Regions from separate parts of the Mus musculus genome. Here region 1 is linked to region 2. A link is a loop called in an ENCODE intact Hi-C map of the cell type or tissue named here. Cell type or tissue: gastrocnemius. All regions are shown on one strand. Links, peaks and the distances in the headings refer to the core of each region. The heading gives the core; the rest is flanking DNA. Region 1 holds the start of Ngfr (nerve growth factor receptor (TNFR superfamily, member 16)). Region 2 has its middle 18 kb from the start of Nxph3.

Evidence for each region. A loop is a pair of places that touch in the nucleus more often than their neighbours do. Peaks named below come from ENCODE experiments on the same cell type or tissue, not always from the same donor. Only the 100,000 strongest peaks of a DNase experiment are listed, where the experiment ranks them.
Region 1: a loop joins it to region 2, with 8 times the contacts of the local background. A loop is called at or near these places in 26 of 42 quality-filtered maps.

Annotation. Positions count from the first base shown.
Region 1 is chr11:95,581,524-95,589,850 of GRCm38, forward strand. It overlaps Ngfr (nerve growth factor receptor (TNFR superfamily, member 16)), which reads right to left and starts at 6,175. Exons shown (of 6, transcript NM_033217.3): 1 at 5,961-6,175. The coding sequence starts at 6,035. In gastrocnemius, for the core only: a CTCF peak has its summit at 4,908 (motif pointing left); DNase peaks (open chromatin) are centred at 4,886, 5,366 and 6,103; H3K4me3 peaks cover 2,927 bases; H3K27ac peaks cover 449 bases.
Region 2 is chr11:95,528,225-95,536,551 of GRCm38, forward strand. No RefSeq gene overlaps it. Among named protein-coding and RNA genes, the nearest start is that of Nxph3, 18 kb to the left of the region's middle. In gastrocnemius, for the core only: no CTCF peak of the experiment used is centred there; DNase peaks (open chromatin) are centred at 4,849 and 5,736.

The DNA of each region.
Region 1 (8,327 bases), core at 244-8,243, 53 kb after region 2:
GCAGTTACCCAGAGGCAGGGCCCTTTCCTAAAAAGGAGAACAGGGCCCTTCTCCAGGTCTCATTCCACATATTAAATATCAAAACGGAGTTGTCTATGTCCAAGAACAGAAGGCAGTGAGGACTTGGGTTCAAATATTGACTCTGTACTGGAGGTGTCTGGCCTGCCCTGGGTTTCCTTTGGGAGTTTTCACCCCTCTGCAGATAAACACAGGGACAGCTTGGTGCCAGGGCAAAGACTGATGGGCAAGTCTGGAGCCAAGACAGAGAAAGGGACGCCTGTTATCAGTGGCCGGCTTTCACCAGCCAGCAACTCTATTCTTCCAGAGTTGACTTCCCCGTCCTAGCCTGACTCCATCCCCTCCCCTCTCCTCCCATGTGGCCCCTGGGAACAGAGCTGGATGGGGGGGGGGGGAGTCAGATTCCTGCCACTAAAGCATCTTTGCTCATGGATGGAACGACTTAGCACCAGATTCCCCCGAGGGAGGGGCTGTTGGAGGCTCACTTTGTTTCTGTTCCTTAAAGAACAATCTTAATGTCTAATAAAACTCCAAAGCCTTCTCTGCAGGCTCCAGACCTTGCGCACACACCCCCCACCCACCCCATTTGATGCTGAGCAATTTGGGCTTTGGTCGTGAGACCAGAGAGCTTTACAAGATTGTTTGGGCATTCCTCTCCTGCTTCCATGCTGGACCGATCTTTGCCAAGACACACCACACACACACACACACACACACACACACACACACCACTGTGGTTTCACCAGAGTTTGACAGAAAAGTAAACAGAGGCAGGAGAAAACACTGGGTGATGCCCTAGGGGCAGAGTGGTCTCCATAAGGGCAGCAGAGAGAGTCCAGGCAGCACCGGAAGCTGCCACCATCTCCTCCCAGGTGCTGGCAGTGGGAGTGCTGGCTGGCAATGGCAACATCTGCAGACCAGGAGCCCTGAGGTACTTGAGGCAGGCTTCTCCCAGGAGCTGAGATTTCAGAAGGGTCTGTTCTGATTTCCTTTCATCACATAGAGCTCGGCTTAAATATTACTTCCTCAAGAAAGTGTTCCTATCACCCTTACCCCTCCCAGAGTAGACTGGCAGGGCTATGGACTGAGGTTGTCCTGGTATCTCCTGCCCTCTCTGGCACATAGTAGGGAGCAAGTGTACATATTTGTTAATTTAAGAACAGGAAACTGCCATGTGCCTTCAGTTACCTGGAAGACTCACTCTGGATGGCTATGTGTCCTCAGGGGCAAAAGTATACTATTGTCCCCCAGTACATTTCTCCTCCACTGAGAGGGGAGGTGGCAGGGTTGGGGGTGGAAACTGCAGGGTGGGCATCGCCCTCCTCCACCTCTGCAGCTTCTCCATCACAGGGGCATCGACTGTTAGCACCAACGATGACCCAGGACTGCAGTGCCGCAGTGTTCTCATGTCTTCCATCCCAGATGAACACATTTTTGTCATTTTGTCAGCTTTTTGATAGTTTTCCTGTCCCTTCTCTTCCTGTCAGGGTATCAGTTGTCACTTCTTGCTCCTATCGCAGTATGACCGGAAGAGTCCCTCTCCCAGAACCATAAAGTGTCAGCTCTAATGGAATCTTTAAAAAATGATGCCACCGGACCGGGTAAAAAGCTGGCTGGGAGCCAGGTGCACACATGCCTGTGATCCCAGCATAAGGGAGGTCAAGCAAGAAGGATCTGAGTTCAAGGCCAGCCAGGACTACACAAAGAGAAGTAGAGATGAGGGAGAGACAGACAGACAGACAAACAGTCAGACAGACAGATGGAGGCATGACTGAGTAGAAGCTTACATGGAGGGAAGAAGTGCCCAGAGTCAAACACTTGGCGTAATCACTACTCAGTCCCTCATCACTGAGGGCCAGAGTGACAGGCCGGTTTTTAATTTCTCGACCAGTAGGTAGGCATGGCAGCGCCTGCCTCAGCCTGCTGCTTGTAAATGAGTGTGTGAGGATGGGCTCGGTGCACTTTATAACCTTTCTTTTCTGCCCCCCACTGTGTGTTGTTCCCTTTGTGGATCTGGGGTGTGCACCACCACTCCTCTTAACCAAGGTCAGCAGAGAGTTGGAGGGTGTGCATTGAGGGACCGCCAGGGGCTGTATGATCCTTGTCAGAGACGTAATAGCTTTGGGCAAGCACCTCTGCCAAGAACCTGTTCACTCCCACTCCTCCCCACTCCTCCTCTCTCCTCCCTGCTCCTCCCCTATCATTCTTTCCCACTCCTTCCTTCCCCTCCACACTCCTCCCCATCCCTCCTCTCTCCTCCCTGCTCCTCCCCCTTTCCTTCCCACTCCTCCCCACTCTTCCCCACTCCTCCTCTCTTCTCCCCCTTTCCTTCCCACTCCTCCCCTCCCTTCCCCACTCCTCCTTTCTCTTCAATCCTTCCCTCTCCTCCCCTCTCCTTAGGCTTCCCCCCTTCTTTAGAGTTGAGGCCACATAATCAGTATTCACATCTGTACTTGGTTAATGTTCCCTCTGTCATAAAATCCTAGATTTGCCACTAAGCAGTCTGTGATGTTGAGCATCTTATTCTTCCCGAATCCCAGTTCTCCCATCTAAAACACTTAGCGTGGCTCCTACACTGGGTTGCCGTGAGAACTGAATGGAATCGTGTGCAGATCCGTCTGGGTAGAGTGTAGCAGGAGTTCAATCAATGGTAGTTGGTGAGGAAGTAGCTTGTTTTAGGAAGTATGAGCTGCTGCCCAAGGAAGACAAGGCAGAAAGGAAGGCGGCAGCCAAGCAGGAGCGTGTGACTAGAGTTCAGACTAATTGCTCCAAACTCCGATCCAAATTGATCAATTTATCAAAGTGACAGACCCATTTGCCTGTAGTTATATCTACTGCATTTATTCATTTCAAAGTTGATAGCATGACTTCTCCATTTTTCAAAATGTTTACGATCTATTTATGTCATTGCAGGGCTGGCTGTCAGTGCTTGGATGAATTGGCTTTTTTTTTTTCAATTGGATAAAACAGAAAACACACACACACACCAGGGTTTGCAACCATATGGATGCTTCCATGGTTTCAGTCCTGACCATTCATAACAGCTTCAGAGAAGGCTCCTCAGAGAATAGAGCCTGGTCACAACCATATGGGATAGGGGTTTTCCAATATCTGGAGAGCTTCAGCCAGGACTAGGCATTGATTACTGCCCCACTCCTCGCCCCTTTGGAAAGCCACTGAGTCATGAGTACAGAGACTGGTGTTAACTCCTTAAGGAAGCTGCCTTATGCGGACTTGAAGATAGGCTAGGGCTCTGCACACATAGAACAGGGGAGTGGCTAGGTTCAGAGCCACAAGGCAGCGGCTAATTTACCCAGCCAGAGGCAGTTTGGGACCACACCCCCTCGAGTGATCTCTAAGTTGGTGGGAAGCTGAAAGGAACCGCGCGTGAGAAGGAAAAACTAAGTCAATGACCCCCGGCTTCCAACATGCCCCCTCTGCTTTCTAAGTTGGGGAGCCTGATGCCCTGCCTCAATTTCCTGGGGGATAAGCTTCCTCGACTGTAAGATGGCAATCACTAAATTTACGTTGCTGGGACCTGTGGTGTATATAACGTCAAAGTACCTAACACAGTGCAGGTCACACAGTAGGTACTTCACAGATTTTAGTGTGTCCTCCCTTCTAACTCATCCCTCTAGGGAGGAGCCAGGTGCTACATGCAGACTGGGCTGACCAGGTAGGGTGGAGGCTTTCCCTTCCCGCAGCCGCTTCATCACCCACCCACCCTCCGCAGCAGCCCCGACGCTCATGCTGCCCATTTGTTGCCTACGCTGCTGCATCCCTATTAGGAGCATTAGCCAGCCGGGCGGCTCCGGTTACAGACGTCTGAATGACAAAGTGCCTCCATTACCGGCGCGGCCGGCCAGCAGACTCTGGTTGCGCTCTGGTTTCAGAACTCTCGCAGCGGCGCAGGAAGAGGCTCGGTCCGCGGCGGAACACAGAACCGGCTCTAACTGAATAACCTGGGGAAAGCAGAGATGGAAAACAGAGCCATAGGGGCTCAAGTCCAAAGGTTCTGTCAAGGTTCAGTGGCCACGCCCTCACCCCTCCAGGATCAGAACTACGCAGCGCCCCAGGCCCTCTTCCCTAGCCAACCATAACAAGGACCAAGAAGCACCTCTAACCAGAAGCGTTAGTTAGCAAACACTCTTGCAGTCACTCCCAAGTCCCCGGAGGACGCCACAAGGACTGACAGCTCCAGGGAACCATGTTTGGGCTTGAGAAGGGTTTTCCATCCGCTTGCCTCCATATCTCACCTCCTGCCTATCCTTTGGAATGGTGTCACCCATATCCCTACTGTGAAACGAAGCGAACCAGCTGCCGCCCCCTCCCCACCTGCGCGCGCCCAGGGAGTTCAGAGCTGGAACGAGGTGACCATCCAGCCACACGACTCTGGCTTGAGATCGTGACCAACTTGCTTAAACTTCGAAGTCCCTGCCTCCTTATCAGTAAGATGGAGATGGGGGGGGGGGGTGTACAGTGCTCGGATGTGGAAAGGGTGGAGGGAAGAGTGAGGAGAGGACGTCACTTTCATTGCCAACCTTCCTTAAGATCTGGTCAGAAATACCCAGAGTACTCAGGTTCATAGAAGGAGGACCTAATGACCTTAGCCGGAGTTGGTGTCTCCGAACAGCAATCCGACAAGAATCCCAGGCATCCAAGTGGCCCCTGTCTCATTTGAGAAGCGTTCATTGACTTTCACCGAAAGCCTGGCCAGGTGTGGGCGGGATGATGATCCTATTAAGTTCTGGACCGGAAGGAGCACGGAGGGCTCAGGGCCCGTGGCGGCTTAACTTAGAAGGGACTCAGTGCGCAGCCCAAGGCGCGCACGCAGCTCCCAACAGCAATCCCTCGCCCGCAGTGCCCCCTGCGGGTCGCCTGGGGTTTTGCATCCCCTAGCTGTGCGCTGCCGGAACCATCACAGCCTTGAGAGTCCCAGCGCTCCGCATCTCGAGAGCTGGCCGGCGTTTAATAGGGTAGGGGGATGCCCCGGCTCTGTCTCTCCGGGTCCACTGAGTTGCTTCAAACCACGTGAAAGGTTTGTCAAGGAACTACCCTAGAAGCGGATTTGCCATAGTGAAGTGAGCGCTCTCTTCCCTGCCTGGGATGCCCAGACGCAATTCCCGGACTGGGCGAGGCCGCTAGAAAGAGCGCTAGAACCCACGCGGGAAACGTCTGTGACTGGGCTGTCCTCATCGCATCGTCCTTGAGTAGACAGACAGGCGGGGCCCCGAGCACTTTAGGGTATGCACCTTCTTTCCATTTCTCTATCTCTTTTGTGGTTGTCTCTTTTCTGCCCTCCATAAAGCCCACTTCTCTCTCTTCAACCTCTCTGCCACTCCCGAATCGCTCCTTTCGATGCCCCTCCCCCCCATTGTCTGGCCGGTCCCCATTGTCCATACTGGGTCCCCTCTGCCTCCAGTCCCTCCAGCTGCCTCCCGCATTGTTCCGTCTCTAGCCCCTCACATCTTTAGTGCCGATCTCTTTCCCTTCCTTCTCTCTGCCCTACAACTCCCCAGGGACTAAGATGCTAAAGAGAAAACTCCCCTCGGGATCCCAAAATTCACACGCTGTCGTCAAAAGAACCCAGGCGCCCGAGATTCCCAAACCTCCCTCCACCCCACTCGAGACTGCTCCCAGTCTCCTACACCGCACCCGTCGTAGTGCTCAAGAACCAGCAGCAGCAAGCAGAACCAAGAACGGGTGTCGTTGCAACAGTCCTGTCTGCATCTCTATCCTGGGACTGGGTCGCCTCTGCGCTCTGAAAGTCCTAGAAGCTAGGAGCGCCCCTGTGGGTCATGATCCCGCAGCTCCTCCGCCACCCGTTGCCAGCATCTGGGACCTTAACGTCTTATTCTGTTCCCTGGGTGGTGGCACCCACATCCCCTTGGGGTTCAGCTCTTTGAAAAGGTTAACGGAGGTCCCTCCTACTAATCACTTACCCCTAGAAGCAGCAGCAGCAGCAGCAGCAGGCGCAGCCGGTCCATGGCGCTGCAGGCAGCACCTGCCCTCCTCATTGCTCGCCTCCGGCGACAGCGCTCAGCTTCTAGCTCAGTCCGCTCTGCGGACCGATGGTGCTGCGCGCTGAGCTGAGCTGCGCTGCGCTGCGCTCCAGCGCCCGCTGCCCGCCGGAGCTGGCGGAGGCTCCACTCGCTCTGGCTGCTAGCGGGCGGGAGCAGCTGGGTGAAGGCAATGCAGCAGCCCCGCCTCCTCCCCGCCCAGCCCGCCCAACTCCCCCCCCCCCCCAACCCCTCCGGAACCGCGCCCGCCCGGCTGCCTAGGGTGGGGAGTCCAGAGCAGTCAAGTGAGGCGTGAGAGGAGCCGCACCCGTGTGCCCCGCTGTGGCTTCTCAGTGGGCTGCCCCACGTACCCAGGGCACCTCCGGTTATGCTGAGCATAAGATGCTTCGGATCCAACGGGGGCCATTGCTCTCCTACTGATGAAGCCTGCCTCGGGGTTAACTCTCTTAAACATCTTTAGCCTAATTGCCTACCTAGCCCTTATTCCGAAAATGAGGCTGCCCTCCTTTTATGGTTGGATACACACCTTATTCCATTCTCTCTCTGTTCCAACTTGTGGAGGGATATGTTCCTTGGGGCCTTCAAGGTGAAATCTATCCCAATATCATAATTTGGGATATCTGTCTGACACTGTTTCTCTGTCTCTGTCTCTGTCTCTCTGTCCCTGTCTCCCCCTCTCCTACACACACACACACATACACACACACACACATGATAGAACCTAGGACCACACACACACACACACACACACACACACACACATGATAGAACCTAGGACCACACACACACACATGCTAAGCAAGCATTGTATCACAGAACTCTATCTCCAGCCTTTCATGAGCTTGAATGAGTCACAGGTGTGCACATAAACCCCAGGAATACACAAACACACTCTCAAGTGCACCTGTACGTGTGTGTGTTGACGTACTGACATCTGCCTATACCGTCCCTCAGGCATTCATATAGACCTGCTCATCCTACAAGGGCTCCTAACACAGACCAGACATACATCAATGCACACAGGCTGACATTCACATATACACTCCTACACACTCACATGTGTGCACTGCACAGTGGTAGTCACACAAGCCCACATCTGTATTTTGCCCTCAAATGCACACACACACACACACACACACACACACACACACACACACACACACAGAGTATACAGACAACACACAAACATGATTACATGAGTTTGTGAGTTTCCTACGGGCAGGGACAGTAGTGTCTTCTCTGACCACCCAAGTGTTCAGTCATGGAGGGGATTCAAGGGGAGAGCTGTTGAATGGATTCAACATCCACAGACTCATCCGTGAGCTGTGTAGGCCTTCTGAGGATCACACTGGCCATGCTCTAGAAGCGTGGCACATCAAACCACCTGTATGCCAAGGAATGTGCAGTCAGTCTTTCAGAAGAAACACCGCCCCGCCCTTCTCTGGTTCCCAGACATCGAAGGCCCTGGTACAGAACTGTGTGGGGACAGTCTATCCCAGCACCAGATGTTAGCTATGTCTGGACTCCAGTTCCTCTTCAAAAAAATACAGTCCCAAAATAATAGAAACAAGGGACAGACCAAGAGCATTTATAAAGCAGGCCTGCTCATGAGTAGGTGATTTCCTAGGTCACTTAAACTTAATTGCAGGAAAAAAAAAAAAACCTATCCTATGTAGCCAATAAAGGCCAGCAGACAGTCCCCAGGAAGGACGGGTAGACATCACTGTGGCTTTGAGAATTCATGTTCATGAGCCACCATGGCTGGATGTAAGAGTCTAGGCAGAAAGCAGGACCTCAGAAGTCCCTGGGGAGTCCTTCCGCCTGGACAGAGATTACTTCTAAGATGTCCCCTCCCCCAACGCTTTTACAGACCTGCCTTACTCTCTGCTGAATTCATGGGAGGCAGGAAGGGGGAGCATTAGCACTTCCAGAAGCATTGAGCTGCTTACTACCAGGCTACCGACAGTGTGGCATTAATTTAAATACTCCCGTTATTAATTTATGATCCCAGTTACTATTATTGCCAAGGTTATCCATCTCAACACAATTTAATACGACCCACACCACCATGGCTGGGCCTGGGTTATTAATAATTTCCATGGTCTTGATCATTTAAGCCTTACTCCAACAATTACAAACAGCAATTGTTACTATTCTTAGCAGTATTTCTATGATTAAGCTGAAGCACAAGCCCGAGATGTACTGCTGAGTGCTGGCAGGGAGTGTGGCTGCATAGGGTGCGGAAGGAGGAGTGTTGCATTGTGGGAAGTCAGGCCTGAGTGCGAATGC
Region 2 (8,327 bases), core at 222-8,221:
AGTCTTTTAGCTTTGTTTCTGGAGACAGGATTTCATGTAGCCCAGGCTAGTCCAGAATTCATTTTATATTTGAACTAATGATTCTCTGCTTCTCCCTCCATCGGTGCAGGGTTACAGGTGAGCTCCACCATGTGTGGCTCCAGATGTTCTTGGGGTTTTATGTGTATGGGTGTTTTGTTCTCTCTCCATGTGTGCCTTGCTGGTGCTTGTGGAGGCCAGAGAGGGCGCCACATCTCCTGGCACTGGAGTTGCAGATGGTTGTGTGTTGTTTCCTTTTTTTAAAAAGACCTTTCTTTTAGCCCATCGCCCACCAGAGGTAGTGGAAAAGAAAGGATGCAGGGAAACTGGACCTGTTTAAAAGTTGTTCTTTAGAGCAAATCCCATCTATGTGGTTAGGAAAGCAACAGCTTAGTTCACAGGTCGGCAACGGCAGCTCGAACCACTCGCCAATACTTTATAGATACACCAACAATCCAGTTCTATAGAGTCTAGAGAGCCAACACAAATCAGCAGCAATGGCGCTACCTAGTAGAGACAGCCAGACCTCGGCCTCAGCAGGAGTCAGCAAGAGAGGCCAGGATCACCAGGGACACCAAGAGAAGTTCTCTGCTGTGCCCCTTCGCTGAAGTAAAGATCAGCAAAGATGAGAGACCAAAAAGCATTATAAAGCTAGCTCTATAGCAAGCCCCTCTCACAGTCTGTTGCATCCCTTTTAAACTCCATGTGTTCCCCATGGGCCTGGCCTCAGCAGCATGCGATGTCTCAGCTGACATCACTCTGTCAATCGGAAGCCACAATACACCATCAGAAGGTTTTCGTTTTTGTTTGTTTGTTTTTGGTTTTTTTTTTGTGCTATGGAATCCCAACAAATGGAGCTCAACTGCTCAATGTAAGGGGACCAATATATGCATGTCGCTAGTAAAAAGTCCTTCATCACGTGTCCTTTCATGTACATGTTTAAAAGAGCATCCTTTCTCCTGTGTCTGCTTCAGATAAACATTCCTTCATGAGGCTGCCTTAGCAGAGTATCCTTTTATCTGTGTCCACTCCAGAAAAACATTCCTCCTTCCCGTGTTTGCCCCCAGCAAAACACCATCTGACACAACTGACTCTCCAAAGAACCCCTCAGTTTCCTCTTCAGTTGTGAACCACCATGTAGGTGCTGGGAATCGAACCTAGGTCCTCTCGAAGAACAGCCTGTGTCTTAATGGCTGAGTCATCTCTCCAATCTTCTTAAGTAAGACAGGAGATTGAGAAGCCAAGACAGATAAGGGGGGGGGGGGAGAAAGGGAGCAGGAGAGAGAAAAGAGAGAAGTTGTTTATGAAGACTTATTTGACGTAAGGTTTCATGGATAAAATCCAATGGATGAGAAACAGACAATAGATTGAAATATATGTAGCAAAGAACTAATATCATCTCTATAAAATAAACTATGTGCCAATAGGAGGCAAAAATAAAAATCAGGCAGAGGCACAAGTGGATATGGGAAGAGACATGGCTCCTCAGGGGTCAGAGCTGCAATTTAAACAAAAGGGGGGTGGGTACCTTAGAAAAGAGTAGGCAGCCAGGGGTGGCAGCACATGCCCTAATCCAGAACTCTGGAGGCAGACAGGAGGGTCCATACAAGTTCCAGGACAGCCTGAGCTACATAGTAAGTCCCTTTCTTGGAAGACAAAAAAAAAAAAAAAAAAAAAAGGATGACAAAAAACCTCTTCACACCTGGCAGTGGTGGCGCACATCTTTAGTCCCAGCACTTGGGGGGTGGGCAGAGGGAGGCAGATTTCTGAGTTTGAGGCCAGTCTGGTCTACAGAGTGAGTTCCAGGACAGCCAGGGCTACACAGAGAAACCCTGTCTCGAAAAAACAAAAACAAAACAAAATAAAAAACTCTTCATTTACAGAAAAAGAAAAACCAAACCAAACCAAAACCAATAACAAACACTCTGATCAACTAGCATAGCTTGTTCCCAGCTGTGGGCCTCCCCTGCCCCAGTCAAACCATTTACATAAGTACGGTTCATTTGCTACGAGAGCAATGAGCCAATGTTGATATGTTACGATTAAAGTCCGCAGTTTATTCAAGTGTCCTTCGTTTGTATCTGGTGCCCATTTTCTGTTCCAGCATCCATCAGGACATGTGGTACCCATTTTCTGGAATTCCTCTTGGCCTAGGCCTGTTTTTCAGATCGTCCTTGGTTCTGATGACCTCACAGTGTGGCTCTGTCAGAATCTGATGATATCACCCATTCCTCTCTTCCTCCCTGTCTTAGTCAGGGTTTCTATTCCTGCACAAACACCATGACCAAGAAGCAAGTTGGGGACGAAAGGGTTTATTCAGTTTACACTTCCACATTGCTGTTCATCACCGAAGGAAGTCAGGACTGGAACTCAAGCAGGTCAGGAAGCAGGAGCTGATGCAGAGGCCATGGAGGGATGTTACTTACTGGATTGCTTCCCCTGCCTTGCTCAGCTGCTTTCTTTTAGAACCCAAGACTACCAGCCCAGAGATGGAACCACCCACAGTGGGCCCTCCTACCCTTGATCACTAAATTGAGAAAATGCCTTACAGCTGGATCTCATGGAGGCATTTCCTCAAGGGAGGGTCCTTTTTCTGTGATAACTCCAGCTTGTATCAAGTTGACACACAAAACTGCCAGTCCACCCCTCTCTCCCTCCTGATCTAACAAGCATTCTTGCCACTGTATCTCTGATCTCTATGTTTGCTACTTTGGCACAGGTTTCTACTAAGTTGCCCAGGCTGGCCTTGAACTCACTTTTCCCAAGGTCTACCTTGAGCTTGCAGTCCTTTTGCCTCAGCTCCTCAGAAGCTGGGACCACAGGTCTGCACCAGCAGGCCTGAGCATCTCCATCACAGGTGCCACACTCTCCTCTCCTCACAGCTCAGATCCCAGATGGGACCTTGGTCACTCAGAAGGCACTCTTCCCTGGAAACATTACCAGAAAGGTAGACCTGTAGTTTACAGCTAAGGGGAGGTCACGGCATCTCCCTGCCCCTTAAGATGCCTGTATAGGGCTGGAGAGATGACTCACTGATTGCTCTTCCAGAGGTCCTGAGTTCAATTCCTAGCAACCACATGGTGGCTCACAACCACCTTTAATGGGATCCAATGCCCTCTTCTGGTGCATCTGAAGACAGCTACATTATACTCGTATACATTAAATAAATAATATATTTTTAAAAAGATGTCTGTATAGGAGCTGGAGTAATGGCTCAGTGATTAAGAGCACTTCCTGCTCTTTTAGAGGACCGGTGTTCAATTCTCATGCTAACTCACAATTGTCTGTAGCCCCAGTTCCAGGGGATCTGACACCTTCACACAGACATACATTAGGGCAAAACGCCAATGCACATGAAAAAGTAATTTCAAAAAGATATCTGTCTAATTTGTTTAGAACTCTGTCCCATTTATTGATGTAGCCAGGCACTTCCAGTGTCAATACGAACCATGTGGACATTTACAGCTAATATGGGTTCTGATCCAATTTAATTTTGGTGCTCACTGTACTGTGTTGTTTATCAATCAGTAAGTAAGGGTGGGGGTGGGGTGGGGAGGGTGGGTGGGGAGGGTTGGGGGTGGCCGAGAGAGTGAAGAGCTGTCACTCCAGCATCTTCCTGATGCCATGGCTGCCTGACAGGGCCTGGAGAGCTTGCTCTGTCCCTCCAGTTTCGGGGAATCAATTTTTCTCTTCTGATCTCAGGCAGGCTATGCAAGCATATGCATATGGCACAACGCTCATATGCATAAAACAAATAAATCTGAATATATATATATATATATATATATATATATATATATTTGGATTTTTGAGACAGGGTTTCTCTGTATAGCCCTGGCTGTCCTGGAACTCACTCTGTAGACCAGGCTGGCCTCGAACTGCCTGCCTCTGCCTCCCGAGTGCTGGGATTAAAGGCGTGTGCCACCACGCCCGGCCAAATCTGAATTCTTAAAAAAACACCCTGACAATAGAAGCTTACTAGAGAAAGGGTTTGTTTTAGCTCACAGCTCAAGCTACAGTCCATCATGGCGGAAATCAAGGCAGCAGGAGCTTGAGGTACCTGGTCACATGGTGTCCAGTCACAAAGAGGCCTGAGTGCACAGGGCTACTTGGCTAGGTTTCCTTTGTGCAGTCTAGAATCCCATGAAAGGGTCACACCCACAGTGGGCCAGCCTTCTCGGTTCATTTAACCAAACCAAGATGGCTACCTCCGACCCCCCAGGCACACCCTGAGGCTCTGCTCCTAGCTGGTTTTAGGTCCTGCCACTAAGTGACAACACTAATCATTCCAGAGAGGGGTGGAGCCAAAGATTGGAGCGTGGAAGTTCTGAAAAGTCAAAGAACTAAAAAACAGCAATGTAAATGGCTTTTTACAAAGAGGGTATCAACTACCATCTCTCTCATTTGTCACCTGGCAGCCATACTGCTCCGCCCCCTAGCTAGTCTCCACCCAGTGGATTCCCTAGTCCACTGGTTCTCAGACTTCCTAATGCGGAGCCTCTTTAATACGGTTCCTCACGTTGTGGTGATCCCCAACCGTACGATTTTATCGTTGCTACTTCATAACTGTAATCTTGATAATATTATGAATTGTAATGTAAATACTTGATATGGGACTCCAGGGGGTCGGGACCCACAGGTTGAGAAACACTGCCCTGGCATCCTTAGGAAACATGTACAGTGGTCCCTACACTACCCTGTGTAGATAGAACGTTCAGACTCAGTGTGGTGACCCACTGTGCCTTCCCTTGGGGGCTCCAGTCAAATGTCGTTCTTCAGAGAGCCCCACTTAAGGCAACAGTGCCTGTCCAAGGCCCTTTGGCTCCTGTCCATCTGCCCATAGAGAATTTGAGGTATTGGCCATCTTCCCCTCCCGCACGAGTCTTTGGGTCCAGAAGGCGGTGGATACCTGTGTTGGTGGCCGACTGTGTAGCCAGTGCTTTGATCAAATCATCAGGCCATCAGGTGGCCCAGCCCCCAGAGGCACCCTGTGTTCTGCTGTGAGCTGGGGAGAGGAGAGCTGGTAACCGCATCTTTACACGGCTTTGGTTTGTTTAAGCGATTACAGAGAACATGTAGTACGTTGACTTATAATTAAAAAGAAAATCCAATAAAGTTAATAAAAAAAGAAATTAAAGTTTTCATTTCCTGGGGACTAAACAAGAATGCAGCAGAAGGGAGCACAGGTGTCTCCTGAGGCTGGTGGATTGGCGGAGTGGAGAGTGCTGGAGGGCGTGGTTGAGTGGAGGGGTGAGAGAGACAGGAGGGGCTGGAATTGAGACTGTGGGGCTGTGTGTCCGGAGGGCTGGGAGGCGAAAGTAGAGGCTGGGAGCCATCGAAGCTGAGATGTACAGTCGGTTTCATGCGGGTTCATTGTGGGATGACTGACAGGGAATGTGGCTTGTGGAGGTGGCGAAGGCTGGCCACCCCGGGACACCACCACTGGACCGTGGACAGCCTGTGGTACACACATATATACATGTCTGTGTCCTCAGAGCCTTTTGGCGTTATTCGTGTCTCATTTCTCCAGCGATAAAATAGAGGTTGGCACAATATGCCAAGGGTCTTCCAGTGTGGATGTCTGCCTCAAAGGATGCTGAGTCCTGAGATCTGTTGGAAATGAGGTTGGGTTAGAGTGCTGTTGGAGGAGTATTCCCACACTTGAGACAGAGGCTCCCCAGTAGGAGGCTCTGCCTCTGGCCAGCAGGGGGCGCTGCGATGCCGCGGCATTGCCCGTTGCTCGGTATGGACGCTGGACTTGCACGCCAGCTGTCCACTGCCTCTTGCCTGAAGGGATCTTTGCCTCTGACCACTCAGGTCGAGCCACGATGTCCAGCGGCACTCCGGTGTCTGCTTCTTTGGGTCGAAGAGATGAGGCTGGGTCAGGAGCCTGTCAAAAATCATTCCTTCCATGCCCCAGGCTCCTCTCTTGGAGTTTCACAGCCAGGTCTCTCTGGCTCTTCCTGCTCTGCAGTCTTTGCCTATAAAGCCGTTTCTAGGTGTTTATCCAATTCTTTCTCGAAGAAGCTGAAAAGCCTTGTGAGCTGTTTTTCTGAAATGTAGAAGCCTCCCAGAGATGGGTCAGCCACATTCCCTCCTGTGCTAGAGTCTCCACCACCTGCGCCTACATTCTATCACGGCCTCCTAGTCCCCAGTCCCTCTTGTGATCTTCTCCTTTCCTGTGGCAGGACAGCTGGAGTGATGTCTCTCCTCCACAGTGGGTCTGGTAGATGCCCTAGACTAGGCAGTTTTAGGCAGTTGAACCCTGGGTTAGCCTATCTCTGGCCAGCCCTCCCTGTGTGATTGCAGTCCCTTCAGATATTTTCCAGGGGCTTCCGCCCCCCCCTCCCCCCCCCCCCCCCCGCCAGATTCCCTAATCCCCACAACCTCTGATGCCCTCAGTGGTGGTGGGGGTGGGGTCTGGGAGAGGTCATGTTCTGGATCATTTGGGACCTCTGGCCTCTCACTTCAGTATCTTGTCTGACCTCCTTCTCTGCATACCCCTCATTGCTTCTGCTACCCCAGGCCTGGCATATTCTTGGGTTTCTCTGTCTCTGTCTGCCTCACCCCCATCTCAGACAAGGTCTCAGGTCCTTGGAGTCATTGTGTGACTGAGAACGGCTTTCAACTTCTGATCCTCTCTGTAATTCTGGGACCACAGACCTGCATCGCGGTATCCGATTGTATGCCATGCTGCAGATTCCTGCAGGCAAGATAAGCGCTCTGCCAACTGCGATACAGCCCTGCCCACTGGGTGTCTATTTGGTCCCAAAGTCAAAGGAAGCTCTGTCACCTCTCATTTGACTAATTTGTACCTTCTCGCTTTCTGGGCTACCTGCTCTGGAGTTCACTGGGCACTTGGTGGGACCAAGATAACAACAGAGCATCCTGGGACTCCGCACCCTGGTGACCAGTCTCTCAGCCTCCAAGTGTGACTTGGAGGAGAGACCCCTGTCAGATGCTCAGCTATCAAAGGAACCCACTTAACCCTTACTGCCTAGTCTTCGGCTGCATCCTGTCTCTCAGTGCCTAGGGTTGCAGGCCCCATTAGACTAAGGCCTAGAGTCTGAGTGTGGGGGGATCCACAGGAGTGAGGCCAGACCAGCTTCCCAGGGAGAGTACCCAGCTGTGTGGCATGTGGAATAGAAAAAGTGGCTTTAGCCAAGGGGGGTGGGAGGTGGGGGTGGGGTGGAACAGGAGGGATGGCTCAGTGGTTAAGAGCAGGTACTGCTCTTCCAGAGGACCTGAGTTCAATTCCCTGAACTCATCACTGTCTGTGACTCCAATTCCAGGGACTCTGAAGCAGAACTCACACATGATAAAGCAACCAGCCCTAGGCCAGTGCAGAGACACACCCACGAAACACACGCTTGCCTCTGCTCTCCATTCTGTCCTCGGTCAGCTGTGGGGATCCGGTCAGTGGGCAACTCCTCAGGATGCCCATGTCACGAGCTGCTGAAACGTTAAGATGTAGGGAGTGCCCTGGACCTGTGCAGACAGACCCGCCTGACCGGGAAGGCCCGGGTTAGGCGCCTGATCATGCCCAGGGCTGCCCAATCCTCAGCAGGGCCCTGAATGACAGGATGGCAGAGTGGTTGTGACCCTGACAAAAACTCACTTTACTGTGTGACTGTGGCAAGGAAACTCCTGTATCTTCTGAGCCTCACTTTCCCTACCTATAGAATGGGCCAACAGTATCTCCAACAGCTATGGCGTTAAATGATGGAGTTTAACAGCAGCTCTGGAAGCTAAGTCTGTGCGGGTACCAGGGACGCTCCTAGGACTGAGTCATGCCCCCCGCAACAAGCTTGGAGTCTGCTCTGTCTCTGATCCCATTCTGTAGATGGAACTACTCCACTGAGCTGCAGAGGCAGAGCACAGAGCAAGCGTCCCCAGAACCAGATCTATCTACATTACTCATCGACACTTGAATTCAGGTTACACATATTCAAACTCACTGAATCCTCATAATCCACCCAGTGAGCCCATGGGCAGGGAACCAAGGCCCAGAGAGGCTGTGGCACTTACCCAGAGCCACACAGCATAGAGGGGCTGAAGGCAGCACTGTCTGGCTCAGGTGACCATGCTCCCTCTTCTCAGGAAATAAACACACAAACCCAAGTACTTGTCATATAAGCACAGATTTCAGGAAAGTATAATGACTTTGCTTTATAAACGGAGGACTGTGGCTTGTAAGACCTGGGAGAGGGCAGGAGCCAACCTCTTCTGCCTCTGATGCAGGAGTGAACAACAGTGAGTTCTGTTGGTAAGACTGGGAGAGAGTGGACCAGCTGAAATGGGTTTTGAAG